Regions from separate parts of the Homo sapiens genome. Here region 2 is linked to region 1. A link is a contact called in ENCODE Hi-C data. All regions are on one chromosome and are shown on one strand. Each heading gives the region's core, a stretch centred on a gene start or an enhancer-like site at or near the end of the contact. The rest is flanking DNA. Distances are from core to core; before and after follow the strand shown. Region 1 has its middle 140 kb from the start of SOX5-AS1. Region 2 holds the start of BCAT1 (branched chain amino acid transaminase 1).

Evidence for each region. A loop is a pair of places that touch in the nucleus more often than their neighbours do. Pooled maps may share reads with other maps.
Region 2: a loop to region 1 is called in a map with no recorded cell type, with 6 times the contacts of the local background. The contact joins the promoter of BCAT1 here to the enhancer-like site in region 1. A Hi-C loop is called at or near these places in 4 of 37 single-sample maps with no recorded cell type and 4 of 50 pooled maps.

The regions. Positions count from the first base shown.
Region 1 is chr12:24,355,771-24,363,034 of GRCh38, forward strand. It overlaps a transcript of SOX5 not described here. Among named protein-coding and RNA genes, the nearest start is that of SOX5-AS1, 140 kb to the left of the region's middle. Within about 2 kb of position 5,826, at least 2 of the 41 ENCODE cell types and tissues checked have a DNase peak (open chromatin) inside an H3K27ac peak, as active enhancers do.
Region 2 is chr12:24,946,596-24,953,334 of GRCh38, forward strand. It overlaps BCAT1 (branched chain amino acid transaminase 1), which reads right to left and starts at 2,506. Exons shown (of 11, transcript NM_005504.7): 1 at 2,332-2,506. The coding sequence starts at 2,337. BCAT1-DT (BCAT1 divergent transcript) reads left to right here and starts at 2,568. Exons shown (of 3, transcript NR_199054.1): 1 at 2,568-2,735. RefSeq lists enhancers at 2,400-2,749, 2,870-2,959, 5,240-5,309, 5,690-5,759.

The sequences.
Region 1 (7,264 bases), core at 4,576-7,075:
GAGGCTTATCTATTTCTGGGGAAAAATTACTTATTTCCAGACACAAAAAGATCCAATATAAATAATTCCCTTTTACGAAACAGAAATCCCTGGCTGTGCTAAGATTTTTCTAGAAATTTAGAATAGTTTAGTACTCCTAAGAATAAAATGTCTGATTTAGGCATTTCACTTTGAGCATTTTTTTAAAAAATAGAAAGATGCAATTGGTCAAAATCCAGCCCAATTTATTCTTTGTGGATTTAAAAACATTCAAAAGGATAAAAAAGGGGAGATATTTCACATAAAAGTGGACATTTTTATTAAACAGCATTAATATCAGATTTTCTGCAGAATATAAACAAGATAGCAAACTTGAAAAACTGAGCAAAATTGGATATTACCAATATAGCATAAAATAATCCCTTAAGTATTTATAATCAATCTAGACTCCAGTGAAAGGAAACACAGAGATCAAAGTTAAATGAAGCAATGATTAGGGACATAAAGGAAGGAAAGAGAGAGGTGCAGGGATGGTAGGTAGGGAACCAGCACATCTGGCTTTAGTAAAGAGATGAATATAGTGAGTTATTTTTTGTCTGACTGACCATTATGCCACAGAAACATGCAAATGCTTTTCTGGTTTCTTTCTTTGCAGATTCCATAGCACCTTTGTTTCTCTCTGTTCCTCCTCCTTCCTCTCTCTCTCTTTCTCTCTTGGTGGCCATTAACTACACTGACAGTTTGACAGGCTGAAATAACGAAATAAAACACTTAAACATTGTTTCCTGATGTATGCATTCATCTCTTCTGCCAAACACAGATATTGAGGAGATACTTCACTCCTCCTGTCAGCTCACTAAATTACACCCCAGCTCGCAGGCAACACCATGCACAGGCCTCTCAGTCTCAGCGCACCTCAGTTCCTACCAGAAGAATATGCAAGGACTTCATTCTTTTCACCCAAATCTTTCCTTAATACTGAATTTTCATCAACAAATTGGTGTTTTCTGTAAAAGCTGATTATTTTCCCATTTTTAAAAAAACCTCTGAATGTAATTTTATTTTGTAGGATTTCCAATTACTTGGACTTAAGTAATGGCAAATGAATACTAAACCATCGGTTACATGTTATATCTTTCTATTAACCAATGAAGAGTTTTGACTTTTTAAAACTAGATACTGACCATCCCAAACATTAACCCTTTTGACAGATCCAGTGGCAGAGAAAAAAGGCTGATCATGACACCCCAATGTGTACCATGAATAATAGATGCTTCTTTCATTCTTATTTGCACATGGCAAATAAAGTCAGACTTCTATAGAGCAAACTTTGAATGTCTTACAAATAATAATTTCTTCCAGAGAAGTTTGGTGTGGATTACATTTTGAGAGACTAATAGATAAGTGGGGCATGGTGGGGAGAAATAATGACTTTCATTGGGTTATTTATCTTCCTGTACCGCCATTAACATGAAGGAGGAGAAATTTCGAGGTGAAATATTTAAGAAATTTTTTTAAGACAAGAGAAACAAGACTTTAGGACCTCTTCCTTGCTGCATGCCTTCAACAGCATTTATTTAGTGCCTACCAGATGCAGTGCACGAGTATAGGTTCTGTGCAAAGATGGGAAGGAGAATCACGCATGTATCCTGCCTGCCTCCTCAGAATCCTGCAGTGATGAAGACGCCATCATCACAAGGAATTAGAATGCAAAGCAGGAGGTTCCAACGGAAGCACAGGGAAAATGCTACAGAAATTAAAAGGAGATAAGACTACCTACCCCACCAACCACAATTGAAACTGTACGCCTCAGCCAGGCTCGGTGGCTCACACCTGTAATCCTAGCACTTTGGGAGGCCGAGGCGGGTGGATTGCCTGAGCTCAGGAGTTCATGACCATCCTGGGCAACACGGTGAAACTCCATTTCTACTAAAACACAAAATCTTAGCTGGGCGTGGTGGCGTGGGCCTGTAATCCCAGCTACTCTGGAGGGTGACAAGAGAATTGCTTGAACCTGGGAGGCGGAGGTTGCAGTGAGGGTAGATTGTGCGACTGCACTCCAGCCTGGGTGACAGAGCGAGACTCCATCTCAAAAAAAAAAAAAAGAAAGAAGAAAAAAGAAAGCCTATTGAAATTGTATGCCTCAGTTTAGCCAAAACACCAAACAAATTTTCTATATTTTAAGACTTACATACTTTATTACAATCCCTTGTTTTGGGTTACCTACCTCCTTTGTCTGCCTATAAAATCCATGCCTTGTCTACTTTGTTCATTACCATATTTTCAAGACTGGCACAGTGTGTGGCACGTAACGGGCATCCAATAAATATTTGTTGAATGGATGAGTGAACTATTTTGTGATAATAAGAAGCAACTGAATCTGATTCTCTACAGGATGGTTTTCTGAGTTTCTTACTATCTTATTGAAAATCACCAATAAAACAGATGGGAGGTTTGTGTAAAAATGTGGGACACCTCAATAATTATAGATACTACATTTAATTAGCAAAATTGCTAAAACATAGCCAGGATCGAATGACTATTTTTATATAAAATTGAGGATTTCCTTTTACCAATAAGAAGCCTTCTTTGCAATCCAATAATCATTAGTGATTACAGTATTAATCACAAAGGTGATGCACAGGAAAATTCTCTGAAGTGTTCCTTTCTCCTCTTTGTTTTGTATCTTTCCCAAGAAATAATACTTAACTGCCAAAAAAAATTGTCCTTTCGGCGCCAATGGTCCCAGCTACTCGGGAGGCTGAGGCAGAAGAATGGTGTGAACCCAAGAGGTGGAGCTTGCAGTGAGCCAAGATCGCGCCACTGCACTCCAGCCTGGGCAACAGAGCGAGACTCCATCTCAAAAAAAAAAAAAATTGTCCTTTCACTGTCTTCCAAGAATGGTAATTTAGTTGTTGCTAATAAACATTATCAATAAAAGTGGAAGGTTACTACAGCAAGGATTACAAAGCAATAAATGGCAAGCATAGGTCATTAATCAAATCCACTTGAAGAACAGTTAAACCAGATAAAGTTAATTACCTTTACATTCAACTATTTGCTATCTAAATCATTTTGCTTCGTCAAACATTATCTAAAATAATATTTGCTACTATTTATTAAGCATTTATTTATAGACACTCTGGATAGTATTACATACATGCTTCTTCACTAAAGTCTCACGTTTACCTTAGAAAGGAGGTATATATCTATCCCCACTTCTCAGATAAAGAAAGTGAGGCATCAAAATTGTATCCTGGAAATTGAGGAATCCAAGTCCACCATGCTTTGAACCCCAGAAACATTTCTACTCCAACTATTCCATGCTTATCAGTACATAATGCAGTGACTACGTTTGCTTTGGCTTGAAATTCTCATATATTTCAAAAGGAAATTCTTCTTGGTAGTAGGGACAACTTTAAATTGAGCTTTTTCAAGTCAGTATAATGTGCAAAATACAAACTTAGTTACCTGAGTTGAAAACTATATCACATTATCCCATGAAAGAAGTCTTAAGCGATCTGATTCAAAATATCATTTTGATTATGGTGCAGAGGATTACTCATGAAGTTAAGGCTGGGTGAGGGCCTTGATGCTCCGGTCTTGCCGTTATCTGATGGATGAGTTAGGACACACACCACAGGATAATTTTGACTAATTTATCTACAGGCATCTTGCTCTTGCTTTCTCCCACTGTTCTCTCAAATGTCTTGGCAACATAATACCTTTTGAAATGTTTACAAGGGGCACTAAAGAAAATGGGCATGGAGGAAGAAGTTGTTCTTCTTGCTCCCCCTTAGCCATACTTTTGGGAAGAGATCTGAATAATTCAGACTCCAAAAACTGTACTCTTTCTATTGCAACATATTGCATTCCAATAATTTCTGCTGGTTTTAAGAAGTCAACAGAAACCCTGCTTTTGCATGCTCTCGTGCTCTTTTCTAAATTTAATTAATACATATTTTATCAAGGGATAAGGAAGAAGGCTAAGATTTTTTGTCATCAGCTTCTAAGACATCCAAATGATTCTAGACATACCCTACCTACTCTTGACCTGCAAAGACATTTGAATAGCCTTGAAAACAAAAAAGCTGTCTCTTTTCACCACACTTACATCATTCCCCAATTCTGGATTTAAAAATAGAATCTTCACTCACAACAACTAGATTTTTAGCTTATAATATGGGGAATAAAGGTCATAGGGAGAAAATGAAGAGGATTAGTGGAATTGTATAGAGAAAGAAAAGGAAGAAAAGAAAAAGGATGGCAGGGACGGAGGGAAGGGAGAAGCTGAATAAAATAAGGGAAGGAGACAGAATCTTTTTGTTATCCACAGCCTTTGGTAAAGTTACTTAGAAGTTTGCTTTAAAACAAAATTGCCTCTTTCAGTACTCAGTGATATTTTATTTCTGTGTAACTTCCTCCTCAAATAGGTTAATTACAGAGGCAATTAGTCTAGCTACACACAGGATGTCACTATTCCCTTATATAAATAGAACCAGCACACATGTTTCAGGCAGAGAAAAATATCTGTAAAGACCAAATTTCAAAATGTTATGGAATTCTGTGCAGTGAGATGCACTTTTGCCCAGTTTGGGTGAAATTTCGTGTTTTCATCATTCTTATTTGATGAATAGTCCTTATGTTTTATTATTCTCATGGAAATTCTTTATGTCAACTAGGAAAATCAGCTCAAATTATCATAAAAAGTCCAAAAAGTAGAGGGATCATGGCACTAGGTAACTGAACAGGAGTAAGGCCTTGTTAGCAAGGCAAATAGATAGGAAAAGGAGAGCTAGAACTAAAAAAGCTAATCTTATTATTAGTTTAAGCAAATATTCTGACCTATGCAGCCTCGAGGTTTTTTGTCTGAGTACTTCATTTTACATATTGAAAGTGTGGAAATTAGTAACTACTGTAGTTCTGAGATCTTAGTGGTTCATAGCGCAAGAGGCTTTTAAAGTGAGCTGTTCTAAAAACTGGATATATGTATCCCTGGGTCGCAAGATCCAGACTGAGTGATACACATGGAATTCACAGGAAAACTTGTTAAATCACTAATAATGGCATCCATTTTCGCCTGAAACCCCTAACTACTGATTATTGTTTATACATTTATCAAAACCAAAATGATAAAGTGCTCTTCAAAAGAATAAATTGCTATATCTAGTACTAAATACATATTCATAGAGGGCACTCCGTCCTTCTTGATGGTAGCTACCCAGGATGACAAAATTGAAAGACGCTGATGACACACTAAACATCTATGGTTCATTAACTCGCTTGTTTACTGTGGTTACAGTGAAAGCAAGGTCTTAGGTCAGCTCCTCGTATCGACCAGCACATTCCTTTCTCTTCTGTGGCCATAGAATATTCCATGCAGTTTTGACTGGCTCTCTCAAAAAAAAGTTTGCCATTGGTCACACCATGGCCTGAGAGAGGAAATTACATGACCATTACAACAACAAAAACAATGCAGATCCCATTTCTTGCTCAGTGATGGCCCCAGTGCATTCTTCTCATACATGAAACACTGCATGTTGCTTATAAATCAACCTAGAAAAATGTATGCTCGAGCCCTGAGATTACTCTGCCTGGGTGTGAATCCCGCCCCACCTCTTACTAGCTATTGAACCATGGCAAGTTATTCAATTTCTCTGTCTCCATTTCCTCAGCTGAAAAAGTGGGTATAATAATACTACCTGTTTCATGGGGTACTGTAGGAGGCTTAAATTATATAATACAAGCAAAGCCCAAGAACAATTCCTGGCACAAAGAAAGTCCTCAGTAAATGACAGGTACTCTAAGTATTCTGCACTGAAACAAACAGTGAACCAACAGTGATGAGGCTTTTTCAGGTTTTGTGTGTGTGTGTGTGTGTGTGCGCATGTGTGTGTGCGCATGCACGTGCGCACACGCACATGTGCATAAATATACAGGTCTTGCATTTAAATTTAAACCCCTATAAGAAAAAGTGGAATTTTAAACGATGGTTAAAATTGACAGGACAAACTGAGCCCTGTAAAGACCTCCATCAGCACTAGAATCTCCCCATAGTCTAGCCTGTCTGGTACAGCAGTCTCTCTGGGATTTCAGTTCAGGCTTACCTGAGTGTACAGCAGCAACAAGGTAGAATAGGCTTTCTTCTTCTACTCCAAGAGTCCAGAGCTACGCTGATGACACAGGGATGGGCAGAGACTGGAGTGATCTCCCTTCCAGAAGATGAACAGTGCCACTGAGAACCTAAATAACTGTTTTATAAGAGATCATTGGCTTTACTGCTTCTGTGTGACCTTTCTGTCCTATTTCCTCTAGAGGGTTTGATGGTGGGTGGGTAAGTCAACTATGCAGCTAAGTCAGCTAGGCAAATAAGTGTTTTGACTACAGTGCCTACAAATATAGAGATATGTGCATATGTATATTCTTTCCCATGCATGCACCAGGATAGCTCCAGAGTATGACAATTAAAAGTACGTTACAGAAGTCATAAGGGGCACATTTGGATATTTCCTTCAATATCACAGCCAAAAAAATAATGTTTGTTATTACAAGTCACACATACAGAGTGCTGAATTCAGTCCCATCATCTTTTCACTTGGGGATTTCCTGCTAAGATTTAGTCCTTTTGTGCAAGACAGTAACCTCTAGGTTTTAAAATTACTGGTCTTGTATTTTCAGTCACCGTAACAGCCTATTTGGACTGACTTCACGGGTAACCAGATCAATTGTGTAGACATTAATACTTAAGAGGGCGTGGGGAGAGGGAATCAACTGGAACACTCAGCCTATAAAATGGACGATAAAATCACTATCAGAATAGACACTATAAACAAAATAGAATTCTTCACAGCCCAGTTCTCCCTTACACAAATTAGTGCATAGTACAACTCAAATCAGCCCTGATGACAGGACTCTGTGATCAGGTAAGGAGTCGACACCAGGAAACTAATATTAACCTGGCTGGTCAGTTATAGGCGTGCTACCCTTTCCCCTCTAACTCAATACTTTAGATGAGTTTGATATTTAATAATTAGCTAGATATTTTATTCAGGGATTTTTCTCTCAAATTCTATAGGATCTCAGAAAGAAAATCACAGTGGGCTAAGAAACCACAGTGAAAAAAAAAAAAAAAAAAGGAGGGCTATTAGCATAACAGCATTATACATATAATAAAGTGTCTTGATCCACCAGTAGAATTAAGTGATTTGCAAGACCCAATTCCTCAAATTCATCATTCACAGATACGTAAAAACATGTAATCAAATATTATTCCTATTACACACTA
Region 2 (6,739 bases), core at 1,256-3,755, 590 kb after region 1:
AATGTCTTTAAATAATTACTCCTGCGCATGCGTACGGGGGGACGTGACTGAAGTCTCACACTCCTATCTCTCTGGGCCTGATAAATTGTGTAGCCTTCACAAAGCTCAGATCGCTCTGCGCTATTTTTCTTTTTTCAGGGAGTTGCACAGCTACTGACAGAAAGCACATCTTGGTTTTAGTCCATAGTACAAAACTCAATTGTGATCGAATGTTTTCAACTTCCTTTCATAATAAGGTTTTAAACTCATTTCAAATAATTAGATCTGGTTCTAATGAGCTGAAAAGCAAGAGAAATTCTTGCGTAAAAAAGGAAAAATATTTTTCCCCTTTTCTCTCTGTAGTTCTGAAATCCAGTGAAATTACTCATTACTGAAACTTATCAGATGAAAATATTGGCCAGCATTAAATTCTTTTCCTCCCCAACCCCCACCTCTTTTTTTCCTTTTTCTAACCACCACCCTTTTGTTAGGCCAGCTTAACTAGCTTTACATCTCTGAGCCTAGCCTGAGGGGCCACATCCTGTGTCTGGAATGTAAAACCTCTCTCCCCACTAGGCCTCCCGTCTTCCCTCCACACACACACACACACACACACACACACACACACACACACACACGGACTTCCCTTGCCTCCAATCCCATTTACATGTGTATCATTTTTAAATCCCCATCTAAATTTATTAAGTCATAATACTCACTTACCATTTTTGTACACATGCTACTCAGTGTATATCCTATGTTTCTTATCCAAGTTGCCCATTCTGCATGTGTCTGTCTTAAAATACAAGCTCATGCATGACTTAAGCCCGGAGAATTTGCTGAGGACAAAGGCAATCAAGATGCCATGTGCAAATAACATTTTTTTAAAAAATCAAGCTTGTGATAGCAATACATATTTAAGAGATAAGTGGAAAGATGTTTGAAATATTGTGATAAAACTAACTTAATGGAACCTTCCATACTTCTTCGATCATACCTAGAATACAATCATTTCTTTCTTAATCTTAGGAAATATCAGGAAACAGAAAAGAGACTACTTGTAGATATCTTACCTAGTTCCCCATGTTATAAAAGTATCTTGTGGAAGGGACAGGGGTTTTTGGACCTACAAAAACGCGTAATTAACCACAACTGCACATGGACAGGAAAAAGCTGGAAAAGCAAGACTGTTCATTCTTAGTTTTCTCCTTTTACTTACTAAAGCTATAATCAACTAAAGTGTGTTTTTCATCTGAAATGAAACAAGCATGAGGAAGCCAGAAATAGAACCTCTAACTATAGAAGAAAAGTTGTGTGATCTCTGTTGAATACAAAAACGCATAGTTTCCACTCGGTTACTGTTTAATTGTAGTGAAAGTTTTTGTTTGGCAACAAAGGCGCTATTTACATATTATTTCTTCTAAGTGAAACTATGGTCTGGGATGGGTTGTAGATAAGAGCAGTTGAGAACCACGCTTCATCTCCCTCCTTAGAAACTCTGAAACGAGGCTTTATTCCTACCAGAAGTTCAGATTGCATTATGGTCATCTCAATTCCAAAATGTTAGATGGCAAGAATATCTGCCCATCCTTCACTTTCCTTGGAAAAAGTTGCTCTTCGGGTTTTATATGCGATTGCAGTTTTCCAGTGTGTGAAACTAGGAAAACAAAACACTCAACGGTGTACATCCCTACACCTAAATAGTCAGAAATAATAGGCAGCTAGGCTAATTATCCTTGATTAGCAAGATCAGAGCCATTAGGGTGCTCACTGGTTTAACAAATGAATGCCCTTAGGCGTCTATCATTTGTAACTCCTAGAAGCTTTAATTTCCACAAGAAACAAAATAAGAGGGGCCTTCTGCTTTTAACAGTGAAAAGATCGTTCTCCCTCCCCTCTCCACCCGGGTCAACTCTTCCAGCCGCTCCCTCCTGCATCACGAACACACGCTGCAGGAAAGCGCATTTACAGCCCGGGACATCCCCAGACCTCCTCTCCAAAATTCCCCACCTCCTGTGCATAGGAGAAACTGAGAGAAGCCCTCACTTCCTTTCCAAACTTCACAAGCAGGGGAGGGAGCTGTAGCAGACTTTCACCTCCGTTCCCAAAAGCGAATGTGAAAAAGTCCGAGAAGGCACGTCCTGCGAGTGGAGGTTAAACCGAAATCTGAACAGAATGCACGGTCCCCGCAAACTACGATTGATAAAGAAGATACTGAGACGTTTGCGGGGGATATAAGCCATGGTTGTCTCGCCTTCCTCCCCTCCCTGCCAACTATGTTTCTTGGAGAAATCGCCGGTTCGATTCACGCACACATTTTTGTAAAACACGGACAAAACCATAAGTAGTTACCTTCATTGTTCCGTCGGCCACGAGGGAAGCTCGAGCTGAGCGGAGGGCAGATCCCAAGGGTCGTAGCCCCTGGCCGTGTGGACCGGGTCTGCGGCTGCAGAGCGCGGTCCCGGCTGCAGCAAGACCTGGGGCAGTGCCCGAGGCGGCGGCGAGTACACGTGGCGGGCTGGATTGCAGACCGGCCCTCTCGCGGCGGAGACTCGCGACCTAGCGGATTGCATCAGCAGGAAGACACTAAGGCTGCTCCCCCAGGCCGCCCCCAGATGGTGGAGTCTCTCCCAGCCCGAAGATTCGGAGCCAGCGCCCAGACCCGAGCCTCACTCACTGCTCACTCCCGGGGTGCAGGGCAGAGGTGCCAGTGTTGCAAGCAAATGACACGGTTACCCCCGAATCAGCCACTGTGGGTGCGTATCCGAGTGTGGGGATGCCCGTGTAACATTTATATGGAGACGTCAAGGAGGAGGAAATAAACAGATCAGAGGTCAAATGTGATTGCCATTCCGTCATCACTGGCTCCTGCCCACCTCCCTACTGTCCCCAAAGTAACTTTGCTGCATGCTGAGAGGACCACGGCACAATCCTGCCCAAAAGTATACATGTATCCCCCGCGGCTACTTTAAATGTACTTTTGCAGTAGTCAAGAACATGTGCCTGGTTTGCCGATCTCTTTCCCAGAGTTCCTTAGTCACCCTCAAATATAACCATTTTTGCCAATTTATTATGTACATGGGGGAAAATTTTTAATCCTTTAATTTGAGCATATAAAATTCTTTATAATGTGAAATTGCCCAGTAGCCTAGTTGGTCCCCTGTAAGTTCCCTCCCCACATCTATACAAAGCTCCAGGATTGCTACTTTTCCATGTCCAGCGCCTAGGTCAGCCTCCATGACTGCTTAAGTGTGCTGCTGGTTGACCTCCGCTGCCTCTCTGTCAAGCTGGCAAACTCCTATTTTTGTAAATTTCAACCCAAGTCTTTGCTGTGGAAGTTGCTTCCAATGCCCTCAAACAGAACTGGGCCCTTGGTCTATGTGCTGCACTTTGTCCACATCCTTTCTCAAAATCAATTATTTTATTTTATCATTTTTTAATGGAGATGGGGTCTCACTAAATTGGCCAAGCTGGTCTTGAACTCCTGGCCTCAGCAATCCCCTCGCCTCCGCCTCCCAAATTGCTGGGATTACAGATGTGAGACTGTGCCCAGCTTCTTAATTTTACTTTAATTATTTGTTTGCACAGTTGTCACTTCAGTGGATTATGAGATTCGTAAGGGCAGATCCTTTGTCATATTTATCTCCCATACCAAGTGGCCTGCCGTGGAAGAGAGGGAGTGTTGAAAACAAATGTGTCAGTGCTTAATGACTGTTGGTCAGGTGAATGAATGGTTAAATTATGTGTTCAATAAATGTACTGAGTGATTTCTACATGCTAGGCTGGTATATAACAGTGGTTTGTAATCTGAAATGTCTCAAAATGGAGCCATTTATGACAAGGGTTTCAGCCTCCAGTGAAATTGCTGACCCCTCAAATTGATAAGCATATGTATGGTGGACTGAGGTGATAAGATAACACCTGCTGTGGCCTGGCACCATTGGCAAGAGAGTAAAGAGAGAGGCAGCTGAGATAATGGCTATGGGCACTTGCGGATGCTGTGAAAACCAAAAAGTAATGAAAACCTGAAAGTAACTGACCACAGCCAAAATGCTTGCAGAAGTTCTGCCCTGAGAAATCTGTATCTGTAAGCATTTAATCAGCCATTGAGTCCTTGTGAAACCTCCTGGCCCCCGTCAGTGAAAGCACAGCTAGATAGATTTGAACCTGACACTGACATGAGACAGGCAATGTGCAAAATGCTAGGGACTGAGTGGGAAACAACAAAAATGTTCTTACCCTCATTAAGCTCATATACTAGTGTGAGAAACAGAAAGTAAGCTTTAAATCAGGTAGCAAAATGTTTATCAACTGAGGAATGGCTAAATAAAACATGGTATCATCCATACAATGGAATATTATTATATTCTGCAATAAAAAGAAATGAAGTACTGATTACATGCAGTCACATGGATGAACCTTGAAAACTATGCAAAGTGAAAGAAGCGTCTCACAAATGACTACATATTATATGATTCCACTTATCTGAAATGTGCAGAACAGGAAAATCCATAGAGACAGAAAACACATAGTTGTTTTCAATCTGGGGACAGGGTGGAATGCAGAGTGAATGTTCATGGGCGTTGGATTTCTTTTTGAATTGATTAAAATGTTCTCAAATTAGATTGTGGTAATGGTTACACAACCCTGTGAACACACTAAAAACCACTGAATTATACCCTTTAAATAGGTGAATTGTATGTTATGTGAATTATATCTCAATAAAGATGTTACTCTATGGCCCGGCATGGTGGCTCACACCTGTAATCTCAGCACTTTGGGAGGCTGAGGCAGACAGATCACTTGAGGTCGGGAGTTCGAGACCAGCCTGGCCAACATGGTGAAACCCCGTCTCTACTAAAAATTAGCCGGGCGTGGTTGCGGGGTGCCTGTAATCCCAGCTACTCACAAGGCTGAGTCACAAGAATCGCTTGAACCTGGGAGGCAGAGAGGTTGCTGTGAGCCAAGATCATGCCACTGCATTCCAGCCTGGGCAATAGAGCAAGACTCAGTCTCAAAAAAAAAAAAAAAAAAAAAAAAACAGGTACCATGTGGTAAATTTTATGAGAAAGAGTAATAAGGGGATAGAGAGTGATGGGGTCATAGATATAAATGCATTAATAAGTTCTAGAGCAAGCCTGGCAATTACTCCTAGATCCAACGACCGCCCCTCGCCCCCCTCTCCCTCAATGCAGGATTTTTCTCAGTCCCTTTGCCAGTCAAGGACCTCTAGCCGGCAATGCCGGAGGCCTAGCTCGGGGCATACTACCTGCTGCAGGAGGCACCCCACGCAATTTGCCCGCCTGAGACAAGTTTGCCTTGCACATTGGTTCCTGAGTTCTTGCCCCATGCCCAAGAAAAATGAAGATGTGCTGACAATTGAAGAGTGAGCAAGGCGGGGAGTTTTACTGAGGGATGAAACAGCTTTCAGCAGAGAGGGAAGCGGGGGTGGTCCCCCTACCCGAAGGCAGGAAAGTCTCCTCCATGAGGCTGAGTCCTGGGGCTTTTTATCGGCTCAGAATAGGGGAGGGGCAGGCAAACAGGAACAGAAATTCTCACTCTGCGTCATGGATTTCATCCAGGACCAGCAGTCTGGTCTTTCAGCCTTCAGGCTGTTTTTGGCTTGAAGGTACAGTTTCACCTCCAACCCTGTTGCTGTTACCCCTACTTAAGGATTCTTTTGATGTTAGCAACAAAGGAAGAGAGAAGGTAGTATATATTTAAAAAAAAAAAAAAAAAAAGAGCTTGAAGGGAAGTGAGAAAGTTAGGGAATTAACATCCACAGAAGAATATGAGGGCCGGGCGTTCACGCCTATAATCCCAGCACTTTGGGACGTCAAAGCAGGAGTTCAAGACCAGCCTGGGCAACATAGCAAAAGCCAGTCTTTACAAAAAATGCAAAAATTAGCTGTTTGTGGTGGTATGTGCCTGCAGTCTAAGCTACTCCCAAGGCTGAGGTGGAAGGATCACTGGAGCCCAGGAGATCCAGGCTGCAGTGAGCTGTGATCACTTCATACTTCACTGCACTCCAGCCTGGGTGACAGAGTGAGACATCATCTCCAAAAAAAAAAAAAAAAAAAGAAAAAAAAAGAATATAAGAACAATCTAGCTATGTCTCTCCTCCCATTTCCCTTTAGTGTTGATAGAAGGGCCCCACAGTTCTCCCTCATTGTCAACTGTAAACTCCCAAAGCTTCTCTCCCAGACAACACACATGCTTTTCCCAAATGATGAGGCTCATGATCAACGAAGGTTGTTACTCTGACAGTGGCACTGTACTTCAAACAAGTCACAGTAAAAGATATTTAAGGAAAACTGGATCCAAACTGGATATATACCATATACCCATCTATGGGCAGTGTCTTTTACTGAAGAAGAGACAGCATTTCTAAGATTTCTAATAGACACTAATTTTGAGGTTGACTCCAGAGCGCCAGACAGTCCAGCTTCATTTTGTCCTCACTGTTATTAACAAAGGCTTTTATTGCCATCATTATGAAAAATATGTGCCAACTACCTGCAGAATGTCTTCCCTGTATCTTACTAAATTTTCTCTAGGAAAGCAGAAACTCACAAATATTCTCTGCCTTGAGTTATTAACAGTTCCTGGAATTTGAATAGGAGAGTTTACATAAGGCAATGATACTCTGTCTTAAAAGAGGAAAATCTACTCTAAAATTCTACTCTACACACTCAGAAAACAATGTCATTCTCTTTCTCTATTTCTCATAGTAAAAAATACTTCAAAATTGTACTGTTTT